Linked DNA regions of Homo sapiens: region 1 is linked to region 2. Evidence: chromatin loops called from intact Hi-C (ENCODE). Cell type or tissue: K562. All regions are shown on one strand. Each heading gives the region's core, and the rest is flanking DNA. Links, peaks and the distances in the headings are about the cores only.

Evidence for each region. Hi-C counts contacts between places; a loop is a spot of excess contacts. Peaks named below come from ENCODE experiments on the same cell type or tissue, not always from the same donor. Only the 100,000 strongest peaks of a DNase experiment are listed, where the experiment ranks them.
Region 1: a loop joins it to region 2, with 4 times the contacts of the local background. A loop is called at or near these places in 17 of 110 quality-filtered maps.

Annotation. Positions count from the first base shown.
Region 1 is chr4:1,907,862-1,912,861 of GRCh38, reverse strand. All of the region lies in intron 3 of NSD2 (nuclear receptor binding SET domain protein 2), which reads right to left. Among named protein-coding and RNA genes, the nearest start is that of NSD2, 39 kb to the right of the region's middle. In K562, for the core only: a CTCF peak has its summit at 2,013; a DNase peak (open chromatin) is centred at 2,001.
Region 2 is chr4:2,179,638-2,191,965 of GRCh38, reverse strand. The region is part of intron 7 of POLN (DNA polymerase nu); the gene reads left to right. Among named protein-coding and RNA genes, the nearest start is that of HAUS3, 56 kb to the left of the region's middle. RefSeq lists a silencer at 5,363-5,535. In K562, for the core only: a CTCF peak has its summit at 5,420 (motif pointing right); no DNase peak of the experiment used is centred there.

The DNA.
Region 1 (5,000 bases), core at 1-5,000, 280 kb after region 2:
AGCTTAAAGAAAGTCTAAGCTTACTGCAGTGCAAAAGGTTAAGAGTGCTAGCAAACCAGAATCAAGCAGGAAAAAGGAAGATTCTAGGAGAGAGCTCCAAGGGAAGAAAAGATGAGAGAAAACAACTTTTTTACAAAGAAAGAAAATCTAAGTAGTAAGGAAGGAGGGTTAAAAGATGAGTTCCAAGAAGCAGAAAGGGAAGATGGGACTCAAACCCAGGTTTTCATTTTTTTTTAAGGAGAAAAAATAACTATATAAATATATAAATAGGAGAAACTAACTTCATAATAAGGATGAGTTTTAAGGATGAGGAGATGAATACTTGAAAAAAATTAAGGCTGTATGGACAACATAGTGTATGATTTCAAAAGAAAGGCAGTAATTAATTCCAAGGGAAACAAAAGGTTTTACAAGAAAATGCAATTACAGAACATAACTTGGTTTTTCACTGAATGATATTTACATAGTCAAAATTATGTAAACACTTATTTTTCATTTATTACAAATAGTGACTTAATTATATGGGGAGAATGGGGGGAAAGAAATAGAAAATGGCTGAAGAGTTCAATCTTCATTTTCCATGATAGAAAGTTAACAGAAAATGTCTACATGAGAAATCAAAGTATTAGAAGTAGAAGAAAATGATGAAAGAGATAAAAATAATTACCTCTGGGGAGGAGAGAGGAAGGCAGGGGATGATTTTTCACTATTAATCTTTCAGTACAATTTGACTTGTTTTTAAGTGTTCAAACTTCTTTGATTTGAAAATACCTAAGATTCAAGGATATGTCAAGGGATTTGTGACTTCTTCCATTACTTTAAAACTTTGTAAGAACTTTTCTTAGTAATGAAAATGAATACAGGTATGTTATAGCATTTTTATAATAAAGAAAACCTGTAACAGCACACACAATATAAAATTAAACCATGTTTATAAATAATGACACAGATAAATGCTCCTTACATGTCAGGTGGGAAAAAAAGCAGAAGAGATTATTGTAATCTGATCCCAAGTTTGTAAAATAAATGAGTGTAACATTCTGAAGTTCTTTCCCATCTAGAAACCGGATAACATAACCGAATTTTCTACTATTTTTATGGGTTTCTTTAATCCATAGGAACTATCCTTTGGTCCAAGTTGAGAGGTGAATATCTCACTGTTTTTATTTTACCAATAATTAACCAGTTGTCCCAGTACTATGTTATTAGTAATCCTCCCTTCCTATGCAATTTCTTTCTTTCTTTTTTTTTTTCTTTTTTTTTTTTTTTTTTTTGAGATGGCGTCTCGCTCTGTCGCCCAGGCTGGAGTGCAGTACTGCGATCTCGGGTCACTGCAACCTCTGTCTCCTGGGCTCAAGCGATTCTCATGCCTCAGCCTTCCCAGGAGCTGGGATTACAGGCGCCTGGGACCACACCCAGCTAATTTTTGTACTGTTAGCAGAAACAGGGTTTCATCACGTTGGCCAGGCTGGTCTCGAACTCCTGACCTCAAGTCACCCACCTGCCTTGGCCTCCCAAAGTGCTGGGATTATAGGCATGAGCCACTGCACCTGGCCCTCTTCCTATGCAATTTCTGATGTTCATTAATCACCATCTGTATAAAAATGCAAGTCACTGACCTCCCCACCTACATCCCCTTCGAAGAGAACCTGGCTTCTACTAACAGTCCTGGTACCTAATTTTGTACTGTGTTCCTTTTTTCCCCATCACAGCCCATTAGACTACAGGTAGTTTGTGACTCTCTGGGCTCAACTAAGCCAGAGTTTCTCTCCAGATTTTGTGGAGCCTGTTAAGTTCCATGCATGCAAAATGAACCCCACCAAGAGACAAGGCTGCCTCAGAGATAAAGCTCCAGGGAGGGAAGAGAAGCCATAAAGATGCAGACAAGGCCAGGTGTCTGCGGAAGCCAAGAATGGAGCACAGGAGCAAAGTCACAACGACATGAGACCACAGAGCTCCCTGGGAAACAAAGGACAAGCATGACCATGCCTGAGTTTCCCAGTTCAGTCTCTGGAGGGCACCAGAGCCCCAAAATAGGTAAAGCAGAAACTGCCAGAACTACAAGTAGAAAAACAGCAAATCCACAATCCCATGGGAGATTTTAACACATCTCTCAGCAAGTAATAGAACAAGCAAGAAACAAATCAGTAGGAAGATAATACCATCAAACAGCACAAGACACGAGAAAGCCAGATTACCTGCAATATTTTTAGAAAATGCCAGAAGCATTTTTTTTCCTATATAAAGCAAGGAGGGTTAATTCCTAACATTCCCTTCCATAACACAGAAAAGGTGACAACAAAAATCTCCACAACAGAAAATTACTTGATTCCAGACCACAGTTACCTAAAGAGACCAGTGAGTGTAATATCTAAAACATATAGTTATCTTCTGTTTCCAACTTAAAAGGTTGAGCCTTGACCAGCCTGGCCAATATGGTGAAACCCCATCTCTAGCAAAAATACAAAATTAGTCGGGTGTGGTGACACATGCCTGTAGTGCCAGCTACTCGGGAGGCTGCGGCAGGAGAATCACTTGAACCTGGGAGACAGAGGTTGCAGTGAGCCGAGATTGTGACACTGCACTCCAGCCTGGGTGACAGAGAAAGACTGTCTCGAAAAAAAAAAAGGTTGAGCCTAAAAGCTGCTAGTCCACCTAGGTGCCCTGGTAGATACTAGCTAACACAGGTTCTGCTGCTGTAAATTACAACAATGCTATTAAGACTTTCATTAACTTAAGATTTCCAAAGGAAATTTTGATTTCCAAAAGAATCTAGATTGAGCTGTAGCTTATGAGTTATGTTCACTTTTGCATGTATATTATACCTCAGTTTTCAAAATTTAAGTATATTACTAAGATACACGGATTCAAACTGGTCCATAAATCCCAAGCATGATAAATAATTTTTTTTTTTTTTAACGGGTGCCGGGCGCGGTGACTCACGCCTGTAATCACAGCACTTTGGGAGGCCGAGTTGGGCGGATCACAAGGTCAGGAGGTTGAGACCAGCCTGGCCAACATGGTGAAACCCCAGCTCTACTAAAAATACAAAAATTAGCTGGGCATAGTGGTGTGCACCTGTAATCCCAGCTACTCGGGAGGCTGAGACAGGAGAATCGCTTGAACCTGGGAAATGGAGGTTGCAGTGAGCCGAGATCATACCACTGTACTCCAGCCTGGACGAGTGAGCAAGACTCCATCTCCAGGAAAAGAAAAAAAAAAAGGATAGGAATAGAGGATAGAAAAATATAAAAGTACTGGCTTCACAGGACCCATGCTCAGCCCACTCCACGGCAGGAGCTATCTCTTCTTCACATCCCTGTCCTTCCAAAACAACGACACTCACCACTCACTGTCTCATTCTCATCATGGGGTGCTGCAGGCCAAGTGTTGGAGAATCAAAAATGGACCCAAGAGCTCCACTTGGAGCAAGGGCTCAGCACTGCTTGGAGACCTACTGCACAGAGTTTCCCTTGCAAACTCTGTCTCCCAGAGCAATGAACACAACCAGCGACCAGACCTGGGCTCCTACATACTATTCTGTACTCAAAGAACCTAGGCCTTCTCTGAGAAACGGCTGATGCTAGGGTTGGGGGGGGTGGTGGGAAAAACAGTACAAGATGAGCCTGGAACATCTTGTTGTACCAGAACGTAAAGAGGTGCTCAAGGGCTGACGGGGACATGTCAAAGGCATACAACTTAAAGGAACTTAATAGAACTCCCACTGGTCAAATTTGGGACAATGTGAGGATTTAAGAAAATAAGAACTAAAATATATAACTCTTTTTTTTTTAGGGAGGAGCTCATTTTCATAGAAAAATGACAACTAAAATGTAGAAAGTGCAATAATAGCCAGTTACCATTTAACAAGTCCATGATGAATCATCAAGGACTGCTAAAGCCGTGGCTGCTGGGGACAGGTATGGTGGCTCACACTTGTAATCCCAACAATTTGGGAGGCCAAGGCAGGAAGAAGATGACCTGAGCCCAGGAGTTTGAGCCTGGAGTGAGCTATGATTGTGCCACTGTACTCTAGCCTGGACAGAGCAACAGAGCCAAGACCCTATCTCAAAACAACAACAACAAAAGCTACACTGTTGGGACAGACTACAAGCACAGCCCACAGGTCCCTCATTAGTGACAATGGGGACCTGTGCCTTTCCACAGAGAGCTCTGGTGGTCATCGCCTACCAGGGGTGGGTCAGCTGACACATAAGCTCCTCCTGATGTGGTCTGACTAGCACTCTGTCCTTCCCTCACTTCTCTTTGTTCTGCTCACTTCCTTTGACCCCTTTTCTTTTAAGATTATCTGAATCTCCTTTCAGTTGGAGGGTTATCTACCCAGGCTTGACTCCTTCTGAACTGCTTTTCAAATGTACAGTATCTTTTATACTCTAATGCCTTCACACACACAAAAAAGTATATTATCAGTCTTCTGAAGTAGGTTTGCTTGTGCCTCCTACTCTACATCCCACAATAATTCCTAGAGAAGCCGACTGCTGAGGTGAGGCAGGCCACTGCCCAGCCTATGCTGGTGCAGGACACTCCCTTCTTCTGTACACAGATCTTTAGTAAAGGGCCAAAGCTACCTTTCAAGGTTCCAACTGTGAGATCCAACCTGGCCTTTCTGACCTAGGTCTGATCATGAGAAAGCTAAAGCAGTCATGAGGAATTGGGGATTGGGAGTGCTGTTCTAGACTAGCAGAAGCTAAAGAGGCACAACCACCAGATGCCGAGTATGCATCTCAACCCTGAAGTACAGAAAAAGACAGGTAGGGGCCTGCTGGGGACACGCCCTACACCTGCTCTTAGCACAGCAACAGATCTTGTTACTGATGTGATGTTTCCCGAAATGCGGCTGGTGCTGAGTCAATAAGGAAACTGTCCTTGTTCTGACGTATTTGGGGGTAACAGTGCCACGAAAGCTACCAGCCATCATGCAACAAAAGAGATGGAGGCTAGGCACAGTGACTCATGCCTGTAATCCCATTGGGAGGCCA
Region 2 (12,328 bases), core at 3,143-8,142:
AATTTTTGTATTTTTAGTAGAGATGGGGTTTCACCATGCTGGCCAGGCTAGTCTTGAACTCCTGACCTTGTGATCTCCCCGCCTCGGCCTCCCAAAGTGACCCACTGCGCCTGGCTCCAGCCAATCTTTTGCTCTATAACTCCCCATACTTCCAAACTGCCACTTCCTGGATCCTTTGTAGCAAAACCCAAACATCATGTGATTCATCTCTAAATATTTCAATTGTATGACTAAAATGTGAGATTCTGTTTTTAAGACAACACCATCATCTCTCCCCACCCCCAAGCAAAATAACCAATAATCTTTTATTCTTTTTTTTCCTTCTAAAAATTTTACTGAATCATAATAGATATACATATTTTGGGGGAACTTGTGATATTTTGATACATTCATATAATGTGTAATAATCAAATCCGGGTAAATGGGATATCTATCACCTTAAACATTTATCTTTTCTTTATACTGGGAATATTTGAATTTTCCTTTACTAGCTATTTTGAAATATACAATAGATTATTGTTTACTATAGTCACTCTACTGATTTACTGAACACCAGGTCTTCTTTCTTCTGCCTAACTATGTATTTGTAACCGTTAATCAACTACTCTTAATCCCACCCACCGCCCCCTTACCCTTCCTGACCTCTGGTAACCACCAATCTACTCTACCTTCATGAGATCTGCTTTCTCAGCTCCTACATATGAGCGATATTTATCTTTCTGTGCTTGGCTTATTTCACTTAACATGGTGATCTCCAGCTCCATCCATGTTGCTGCAAATGACAGGATTTCATTCTTTTTTATGGCTGAATAGTAATACCACATTTTCTTTATTTATCTGTTGATGGACACTCAGGTTAATTCCTTATTTTGGCTATTGTGAATAGTACTGCAGTAACATGGGAATGCAGATATCGCTCTGATATGTTGATTCTTTTGAATATATACCCAGGAGTGGGATTGCTGGATCATATGGTAGTTCTATTTCGTTTTTTGAGGAACCTACGTACTGTTTTCCATAGTGGCTGTACTAATTTACTTTCCTACCAATAGTGTATGAGGGTTCCCCTTTCTCCATATCCTCACCAGTATCTGTTATTCCCTATCTTTTTGATGAAAGTCGTTTTAAATTGGGGTGAGATGATATCTCATTGTGATTTTCCTTGCATTTTTCTTATGATTAGTGATGTTGAACATTTTTAAATATTCTTGTTGGCCTTTTGTATATCTTCTTTTCAGAAATGTCTATTCAAATCATTTGCCTATTTTTAAATCATGTTTTCCCCCTATTGAGCTGTTTGAGTTCCTTTTATATCCTGGTTGTTAATCCACTATCAGATGGATAGTTTGCAAATATTTTCTTCCATTCTGTGAGTTGTCTGTTCACTCTATTGTTTCCTTTGCTGTACAGCTTTTGCTTGATGTAATTTCATTTGTCTGTTTTTGCTTTTGTTGCCTATACTTTTGAAGTTGTAGTAAAAAAAAAAAAATCATTGCCCAGACAAATGCACTGGAGCATTTTCCCAATGTTTTCTTCCAGATGTTTCATAGTTTCAGGTCTTAGATTTAAGTCCTTAATCCATTTTGATTTGATTTTTGTATATGGTGAGAGATAGGAGTCTAGTTTCATTCTTCTGCATGTGATTTTCCCAGCACTTTTCCCCAATATATATTCTTGGAGCCTGTCAAAAATGAATTGGCTGTAAATGTGTTGATTTATTTCTGGGGTCTCTATTCTGTTCCATTGGTCTGCGTGTCGGTTTTATGTCAGTACCATGCTGTCTTGGTTACTATAGCTTTGTAGTATAATTTGAAGTCAGGTAGTGTGGGTGATTCCTCCAGCTTTGTTGTTTTTGCTCATGATTGCTTTGGCTATTCAGGGTGTTTGGTTCCATACAGATTTTAGGCATTTTTGTCCTATTTCTTTTTTTTTTTTTTTTTTTGAGATGGAGTCTTGCTCTGTTGCCAGGCTGGATTGCAGTGGCGTGATCTCAGCTCACTGCAACCTCTACCTCCTGGGTTCAAGTGATTCTTGTGCCTCAGACTCTGAAGTAGCTGGGACTATAGGCACTCGCCACCACACCTAATTTTTGTATTTTTAGTAGAGACGGGGTTTCACCATGTTGGCCAGGATGGTCTTGATCTCCTGACCTCGTGATCCACCCGCCTTGGTCTCCTAAAGTGCTGGGATTACAGGCGTGAGCCACCGCGCCTGGCCTTTTTGTCCTATTTCTGTGAAGAATGTCATTGGTTGGTATTTTGATAGAGATTGCATTGACTCTTTGATTGCTTCATGTAACATTGATTTTTTTTCTTTTTTTTTTGTTTGAGATGGAGTCTCTCTCTGTCGCCCAGGCTGGAGTGCAGTGGCACAATCTTGGCTTACTGCAAGCTCTGCCTCCTGGGTTCACGCCATTCTCCTGCCTCAGCCTCCCAAGTAGCTGGGACTACAGGCGCCCGCCACCATGCCTGGCTAATTTTTTGTATTTTTGGTAGAGACGGGGTTTCACCATGTTAGCCAGGATGGTCTCGTTCTCCTGACCTCGTGATCCACCCACCTCAGCCTCCCAAAGTGCTGGGATTACAGGCGTGAGCCACTGTGCCTGGCCGGTAACATTGATATTTTAACAATATTAATTCTTGCATTTCCTCACTTTTATTCTATGTAAGTCTGTATAAGTAAAGTGGGTTTCTAGTAAGCAGGAAATAGTTGTGTCTTATTTCCTTATCCATTCAGCTATTCTATGTCTTTTAATTGAAGAATTTAGTCCATTTACATTCAATGTTATTGGTAGGTGAGGACTTATTACTACCATTTTGTTACTTGTGGTTAAGTGATTTTCTCTGGTAGTATCTTTTAATTTGTAGCTTTTTGTGTGTGTGTGTATTTATTATAGGTTTTTGCTTTGTGGTTACAAAAACCAGTAATAAATACACTAAAAATAAAAAGGAGCCTTACAAAAAAAATCTTATAGTTATAACAAGTTGTTTTAAACAGATGACAACTTATCTTTATTTACAAAGAAAAGAATAGAAACAAACAAATAAAGGAAAAACTAAAAAATCTTTACACTTTAATTCCACCCCCTACACACATTTTGACTTTTTGTTGCCTCGATTTATGTGTTTTTATATGGCCCATCTCTTAACACGTTACCATAGCTATTACTGTTTTTTATAGATTTATCTTTTAATCTTCACACTGGAGTTATGGTGGATTGCATACCACAATTTCAGTGTTAGAGTATGCTGAGTTTGTCTGTGTATTTACTTTTACCAGTGGGTTTCAATCCTTCAAATGTTTTCTTTTTGTATGTTCGTGGTTTTTTTTTGTTTTGTTTTGTTTTTTTGTTTTTTGTTTTTTTTGAGATGGAGTCTCCTTCTGTTGCCCAGGCTGGAGTGCAGTGGCGCAATCTCGGCTCACTGCAAGCTCCGCCTCCCAGGTTCACGCCATTCTCCTGCCTCAGCCTCCCGAGTAGCTGGGACTACAGGCGCCCGCCACCAGGCCCGGCTAATTTTTTTGTATTTTTAGTAGAGATGGGGTTTCACTGTGTTAGCCAGGATGGTCTTGATCTCCTGACCTCGTGATCTGCCCACCTCGGCCTCCCAAAGTGCTGGGATTACAGGCGTGAGCCACTGCGCCCGGCCCGTGTTTTTTTCTTTCAGATTGAAGAACTCCTTTTAGCATATCTTGGAAGATGGGTCTGGTGGTGATGAATTTCCTCAGTTTTTGTTTGTCTGGGGCTTTATCTCTTTTTCACGTGTGAAGGATAGCTTTGCTGGGCACAGAATTCTTGGGTGACAGTTGTCTTTTGTTTTGTTTTCCTTTTTATTGGGGAGGGGTTGGCAGGGAGATGGGGTCTCACTCTGTCACCCAGGCTGGAATGCAGTGGTGTGATCATAGCTCACTGTAACCTCAAATTCCTGGGCTGAAGTGATCCTCCTGCATCAGCCTTCCAAGTAGTCGGGACTATAGGTGTGTTCTACCACACCCAGATAATTTTTTTATTTTTATTTTGTAGAGACAGGGGTCTCACTATGTTGTCCTGGCTGCTGTTGAACTCCTAGCCTGAAGCAATCCTCCTGCCTTGGGCTCCCAAAGTGTTGGGATTACAGGTGTCAGCCACCAAGCCTGGCAGTTGTCTTTTCTTTCAGCACTTTGAATAGGTTATCCCACTCCCTCCTTCTGTTGAGAAACCTGTTGCCAGATGAATTGGAGCTCCTTTATATGTTATTTGTTCTTTTCTCTTGCTGTTTTTGGGGTCCTTTCTTTGTCCTTGACCTTTGGGGGCTTGTTTATTATATGTGTAGTGTAATATAGGGTAGTTATATTTGGGTGATTATAGGGTAGTTTTATTTGGGTTTAATCTGTTTGATCTCTGGCCTTCCTCTACCTGGATATTTATATCTTTCTCAAGATTTGGGCCAGGCGCAGTGGCTCATGCCTGTAATCCCAGCACTTTGGGAGACTGAGGCGGGTGGATCACTTGAGGTCAGGAGTTCGAGACCAGCCTGGCCAACATGGTGAAACCCTGTCTCTACTAAAAATTCAAAAGTGAGCCGGGCATGGTGGCACATACCTGTAATCCCAGATACTCGGGAGGCTGAGACAGGAGAATCACTTTAACCCAAGAGGCAGAGGTTGCAATGAGCCAAGATCAAACCATTGCACTTCCGCCTGAGCAACAGAGCAAGACTCCATCTAAACAAACAAACAAACAAAACAAACAAACAAAAAATTTGGGAAGTTTTCTGTTATTATTTTTTGAATAAGCTTTCTATTCCTTGCTCTTGCTCTGCTTCATCTTGAACACCACTAATTCTTAGATTTGCTCTTTTGAGGCAATTTTCTATATCTTATAGGTGTCCTTCTTTTCTCTTCTCTCTTTTCTTTTTACTCCTCTGTGTCTTTTCCAGTAGTCTATCTTCAGACCCACTGATTGTTTTCTCTGCTTGATCCATTCTGCTGTTGAGAGCCTCTATTGAATTTTTCAGTTCAGCAAATATATTTCTCAGTTCCAGGATTTCTGTTTGATTTTTTAAATTAAGTCAACCTCTGTTAAATTTTTCTGATTAATTTCTGGGTTTTTCTGTGTTATTTTAGAGATCACTGAGTTTCCTTAAAACTGCAATTTTGAATTCTTGATCAAAGAGCTTCACTGTCGCCATCCTGTTAAGGTCAGTCACTGGCTCCTTGCTTTGTCTGGTTTGAGAATGTCATGGTTCCCCACTTGCTATTATTTCTTGTGAATGTACGTCTATTTCTTTGCATTGAAGGATTCGTTTTTTTGTTCCAATCTTCTCTGTCTGGTTTGTTTTGGTTTTTTATTAGGTATGTTTGCTCAGAGATTTTTGGTCAATATACCTGTTAAATATCTTTTTGTTTTTGCTAGGTCCTTGCTTCCTTTTCAGCACTAGGTGGCACCTTAAGCCCAGGTGTGCCTCGGCTCTAGCAAACTTCAGAGCGCTCCCCATCCCTGATGAGGAAAGTCCCTAAGGGAATACCTCGCAGTATGGGAAGGCTAGCCGGGAGTTCATGCCCAGGGGACCTGTAGGATGTACCTCCTACAACATGGTCCTACTGACCAGCCTTTCTGATTTGGTGTCTCCTCTGTCTATGGTACAGAGCCGAGTGTCTGCTAGTCTCTACCACTGCCCATTTCTGGCTGTCCTCAGGGATATTTCTCCCTTCAGACACTCATGATGCTTCCTGTGGATTGTGGCAGGGACGGGTCTCCTGCCAGGGGGCCCAAGATGATGGGAAAGTTGATTGTCCACCTCAGTCTCACTTTTTTCAGTTTAGTAACTGAATTGGGAGAAGTTTTTCTACATGTTTGGTGACTGGCAGATTGGGGAAGGGACATAAAGTCTGATTCTCTTACTGTCTGCATGGAGTTTTTTCACTTCTGTGTGGCCTTGGAAACTGTGTCATCCTTATATTTGGGTTCTGGGATATTGCTGGTGATAATCTTGGTGCTGTATATTGGTTTTTGCTTTTTCTGTGAAGGAGAGTGAAGCCGGCTTTCTTGTGTTCTACCATTTTGGTAACATCACTCTATTACCAATAATCTCTTTTTATTATTAGCTGTCTAGTCAGTGTTTGCACTTCCCTAGTTGTTCTATAACTGTTTTTGTTTATTTGTTTTGTTTTTTTACAGTTTGTTTTAACTGGGGCCCAAAGCCCGTAACTTGTATTTCTTTTTGTTTATTTGTTTGTTTTTGAGATGGAGTCTCGCTCTGTCACTCAGGCTAGAGTGCAATGGTGCAATCTTGGCTCACTGCAACCTCTGCCTCCTGGGTTCAAGCAATTCTCCTGACTCAGCCTCTTGAGTAGCTGGGATTACAGGCACGTGCCACCATGCCTGGCTAATTTTTTATATTTTTGGTAGAGAGGGGTTTCACCATGTTGGCCAGGCTGGTCTCGAACTCCTGACCTCAAGTAATCTGCCTGCCTCGGCCTCCCAAAGTGCTGGGATTACAGGCATGGGCCACCGCGCCCAGCCAGGTGTGCTTGTATTTGTTAAGCCTCTTTTCATCTATATGTTCTCCCTTCCTCTGTCTTACACTCTTGCAGTTGTTTTGGTGTTCAAGAAACCAGATTGTTTGTCCTGTAGAATTTCTCACAGTCTGGATTTTACTGAGCACATCTCTTTCTTCTCATTTAATATGTTATCTCTCTTCTATTTCCTGTAAATTGGCAATTAGATCCAGATGCCTGATCAGATTCAGGTTAGATTTGGGAGAGAAAGACTACATAAGTGTTGTATACGTTTGTCAGGAGGTATATAATGTTTGGATGTTTATCTTTTTTTGTGATGTTAGAAGCTACTGCTTGTCATTGTCTAGGTTCCTTAATTGCAACATGGTGATATTTAAGATCTATTATGCTTTCTTCATTTATTAGCTATAACACTTACATAAAGAGAAATCCCCTTTTATCATCTATTTGGTTACCCTAAGTACACTTCATATAGAAAAGCCAAGATAAAATTTGATTATTTTCCTTTATTTACCCGTTTTCAAAATAATGAATTGTTTCATAGAATCACCAAAAGGTGATCAAAAAAAGCCTTTTTCATTTTAGTATCATTATGAGCATATGGATTTAAATATATTTGATATGTTTTGACACATTGCACATGATCTTTGATGAGTTAGGTGAGCCTTTGTCATACAAACCTAGTAATCTGGGCATCTTCTTTGATTTGTGGTATGGTAGGATGTTTCCAGGTCATCTTGTGCATTTCCTGCTCTAGACCTGAAATTAGCCATTTCTTCAAGGAGCCCTGTTACATTAGTGAAAATGGCATTTAGAGACCAGAATCTGGTCACTGGATATGTACCTCACTATTAGGTTGACTTTTGTTACCAGGCTAAGATGTTTGTATTTTTTTTTAAGATAAAATATACTGTGAGTTCATACTGATATTTCTAATTCATGTTCAGGATGACAGGGTTTTTACTTAACCTTATTGATCTCCTTTAAAACATACTGAAGAATCCTTTGTACTTGGAGGTCAGTTTGGCTGTATATAAGATCACTGGTTTACATCTTTCTTTGTATTTCTAAAATATGCTATACTATTGTTTTTTGGCATAAAGTGGTGCTTTCAGAAAGTGTGGTGAAAATCTGATTCTCTTTCCCTAATTAGTGACTTGGTCTTTTTGTCTGAATGTCCAAAGGTTTTTGTTTGTTTTGTTTTCCTTTTTTTTTTTAAAGTCTAGTGTTTTACTAGACTGTGTCTTGGTGTTGGCTGTTTTGGGTCAATTTTGCAAGATATGTATGTACCCTTAAAAAAAAAAAAAAAACTTTGGCTGGGCACGGTGGCTCACGTCTGTAATCCCAGCACTTTGGGAGGCGGAGACGAGTGGATCACCTGAGGTCAGGAGTTCAAGACCAGCCTGGCCAACATGGTGAAACTCCATCTCTACTAAAAATATGAAAATTAGCCGGGCATGATGGCGTGCGCCTGTAGTTCCAGCTACTCAGGAGGCTGAGGCAGAAGAATCACCTGAACCTGGCAGGCAGAGATTGCAGTGAGCAGAGATCTCGCAAGACTCTGTCTCAAAAAAAAAAAGAAAAAAAGAACACCTTGTAAATAGCTTTCTGGTATAGCTTTAAAAAATAGCGGTTTTATTAAGATATAATTTCATACCATAAAATTCACTCTTTAACTGTACAATTCAGGGGTTTTTCAAGTAATCACAGAATTGTGCATCTATCACCACTACATAATATCAGAACATTTTTGTCACCCCAAAAAAAAACCCTGTACTCCTTAGCAGCCACTCCCCATCCCCCCTTTCTCAGACTCTGGCAAGCACTAATCTGTGGTTTTTTGTCTCTGGAGTTGTGTATTCTGAATATTTAACATGAATAGAATTGCACAATATGCAACCTTTTGTCACTAGCTTATTTCATTTAGCCTGATGTAGCTTTTTGTTGTTGTTGGTTTTTAACCTAGTGTTTTAAAGGTTCATTCAAGTTGTGGCATGTATCAGTACTTTATTCCTTTTTATGGCTGAATAATATTCATATTTTGTTCATTCATCAGTTGATGAACATTTGAGTTGTTTTCACTTTTAGCTGTTATGATTAATGCTTCTATGAACTTTGGTGTAAAGGTCTTTGCGTGGACATATTTTCAACTTGCTTGCGTGTATATCTAGAAGAAGTAGAATTGCTGGGTCATGTGGTACTCTGTATTTAACATTCTGAGGAACTGCCAAACTTGTTTCCAACAAGGCTGCACCATTTTAACCAGCACTGTATATAGCACTGTAACTTCCCCACATCCTTGCCCAATACGTGTTCTTGTGTATCTTTATTTTAGTCATCCAAGTGGATGTGAAGTGTTACATCCTTATGGTTTTGGTTTGTATTATACTGATGCCTAATGATATTGGACATCTTCTCATGTGCTTATTGGCCACTTTTATATCTTTTTTTGGGGAAATGTCTGTTCAAATATTTTGCCCATTTTAAAATTGCATTGTCTTTTTATTGTTTATTTGTAAGAATTATTTATATATTCTAATATGAGTTTATTGTCAGATATACAATTTGCAAATACTTTCTCCCAATCTGTGACTTGTCTTTTTAGTTTCTTGATGTCCTTTGAAGCACACTTTTTTTTTTTTAAGGAAATCCGATTTATTTGTGTTTTCTTTTGTTATTTGTGTTTTTGGTGTCAAATCTAAGAAACTATTGTTTAATCCAAGGTCAGAAAGATTTACTCATTTTTTTTCATACAAGTTTAATCATATTCTCTCTGAGGTTAGGCTTATGATCCATTTTTGGTTAATTTTTGCATATGGTGTGAGGTAGGGGTCTGTATTAGTTTCCTAGGTCTGCTGTAACATTACCATAAACTAAGTGCTTAAAACAAAAATTTATTTTCTTACAGTTCTGGGGGCTGGAAGTCCAAATTAAGGTGTTGGCAGTTCCTTCTGGAGTCTCTGAGGGAAAATCCATTCTGTGACTCTCCCCCAGCTTCTGGTGGTGGCTGGAAGTCCTTTTCACTCCTTGACTTGTAGACACATCCCTCCAGTCTCTGCTTCCATCCTCATGTGGCCTTTTCCCTCTGCATGTCTCTATATGTCACCTTCTTTTCTGTCTCTCATAAGGACACCCATCATTGGATTTAGGGCTCACCCTAACTTAAGATGATCTCATCTCAAGATTCCTACCATAATTGTATCTGCAAAGGCCCTTATTTCAAATAAGTTCCCATTCTGAGATTCTGGGTGGAGTTATCTTTTGAGGACCACAATTCCACCCATTGTTGGTATCCAACACCATTCTTAGTACCTTTGTTGAAAATCAATCAACCACTGATGTATGGGTTTATTTCTAGACTCTTGATTCTGTTCCACTGATCTGTAGGTCTATTCTGTGTCGATACTACGCTGTATTGATTATGTATATGTCTTTATGTAGTTTAAAGTCATCTTTTTTTTTTTTTTTGAGACGGAGTCTCACTCTGTTGCCCAGGCTGGAGTGCAGTGGCGTGATCTCAGCTCACTGAAAGCTCCGCCTCCTGGGTTCACACCATTCTCCTGCCTCAGCCTCCCCAGTAGCTGGGACTGCAGGTGCCCACCACCACACCCAGCTAATTTTTTGTATTTTTAGTAGAGACAGGGTTTCACCGTGTTAGCCAAGATGGGCTCAATCTCCTGACCTCGTGATCTGCCTCTCCTGACCTCGTGATCTGCCTGCTTCGGCCTCCCAAAGTGCTAGGATTACAGGCATGAGCCACCATGCCCGGCCTAAAGTCATCTTGAATTACAGTGTTTAGTGCTGTGTTCGTTTGTTTTCTTTCCTTTGATTTCCTATTTCATATGTTGAATCTTCTTGTCTGTCTTTCATATTTATCTTTTTGTCATATTTATCATTTTTTATCCAGAATCCATTTTCAGTTTCGTCATTTCTTTTAGATTTTTTAAAATTTTATTTTATTTTATTTTTAAGTTCTGTTGGACTTGATTCTTTTTTATTTAAAAAAATATTCTGTCTTTTTTGGCTGGGCACAGTGGCTTACGCCTGTAATCCCAGCACTTTGGGAGGCTGAGGTGGGCAGATCAACTGAGGTCAGGAGTTTAAGACCAGCCTGGCCAACATGGTGAAACCCCATCTCTACTAAAAAAAACAAAAATTAGCTGGGCATGGTGGTGGGTGCCTATAATCCCAGCTACTCGGGAGGCTGAGGCAGGATAATCACTTGAACCTGAGAGGCAGAGGTTGCAGTGAGCCGAGATCATGCCATTGCTCTCCAGCTTGGGCAACAGAGCAAGACTCCATCTCAAAAAAACAAACAAAACAAACAAACAAAAAATTCCCTTTCCTTAATTCTTTTTTTTTTTACTTTAAGTAGTTAGCTATTATGTTTATTTGCTTTTGTGTCTTGCGCCAGTTTAGTTTTTATTTCTGAAATGTCTTCTTTTTTTAAATTTTCTCTCCTAGATTCTGTCATTTCTTTGTATAATTTTTCTTTTTCTAAGTCACCTAATTTCTAAGTATATTATTCGGATTTACTTACTTTTTTACAGGTTTTACTCTTTCTTAATTTTCTGAGTTTGTTTTAAATCTTATTTTGTTAGCATTTCTTTTTCAGCTACTGGCATTTTCTCCCTAGTGTGGGATTTGTCCTGGCAGGCTTCAGTTTGTCAGTTGCAAGAGATTATAGGGACCATCTCCCAGAGCATTCTTATACTGTCAGAGCTTCCCCAAGGATTTTAAAAAACATATGTTGATAACCATTACTTTTGGAATATTAAAGCATTGAAAAGGGAAGTGGAGTGAAACAGTCCTATTGGGTCAGTCCGCATCACCAGACAGTGTTGTAGAAAATCATGTGCTGCTGACGGAGACATGTGCTCCTCTTATCCAGAGCTCCAAATGTGCTACTGTAAGAGCCTTCCTAGATATCAAATGAGAAAGTCATAATACTGGCTGCTTTGGTAAATATAAATCTCTTAGACTGGTATAATTTAAAGATGCCTGAACATATAATATTTAATGTGATATGATCTAAGACTATAGTTTTATTTAAAGGCAAACTCCTTACTTTTGTATGGCACAATTCAAAATTTTAAAGTAACTTAAAAAGCAGTCACTTTAGGATTTAGTTTGTCTATTGATTTCTAGCCCGCCCCACCTCCCCAGCCTTTTATGACTCTCCCTTCATGTCTAAAGTGTTCTGGTATAAAAACTTGTTTGTTTAGCAAATATTGTATTTACTTTTTAAAAAGCATTTTCTCATGTATATCACACATAATTACAGTAATCTTTCCCCCCAGTTTTTGGATGAAGAAACTAACACTGAAGGGGCGAGGTGGCCTCCCAGGCTCAGAGGGTGATTCAGAATCCAGGCCTGGTGTTCCTTCCACAGTACCAAAGCGCCACACATTAGTTGTCTTGTAGATTTTCCACACTTCAGGGAGAATGCCAAAGTATCTTTGCCTTGCACACACTACCTGTTCAACACTCAGTGACGAGGGTGTCGTGTGTGCTCAGGCAACTCCCGCCCTTCTTCCTTTTGCTCGAGAGGCTTGGATTCCAGACTCCATGGTGCCAGACAGCCCAGTGACAGGCTGGAGGAGGGCAGGACTTGGCAGAGAGGATGCCTGAGGGAAAGAGGAGCAAGGAGGAGGGGAGGCAGGTAGCATGACCCACGACTCTGACTTCGACAGCTTTTAACATGTTTTTGAGAGATCCAAATTGCAAGTGAGCTTGGAGTCCCTCCTTTATGGCTACTTGAAATCTGCCTCTTTAATGTGACACCCACAGAGACGGGCCATGTGGGACTTGGGTTCATCGAGGCTGCCTT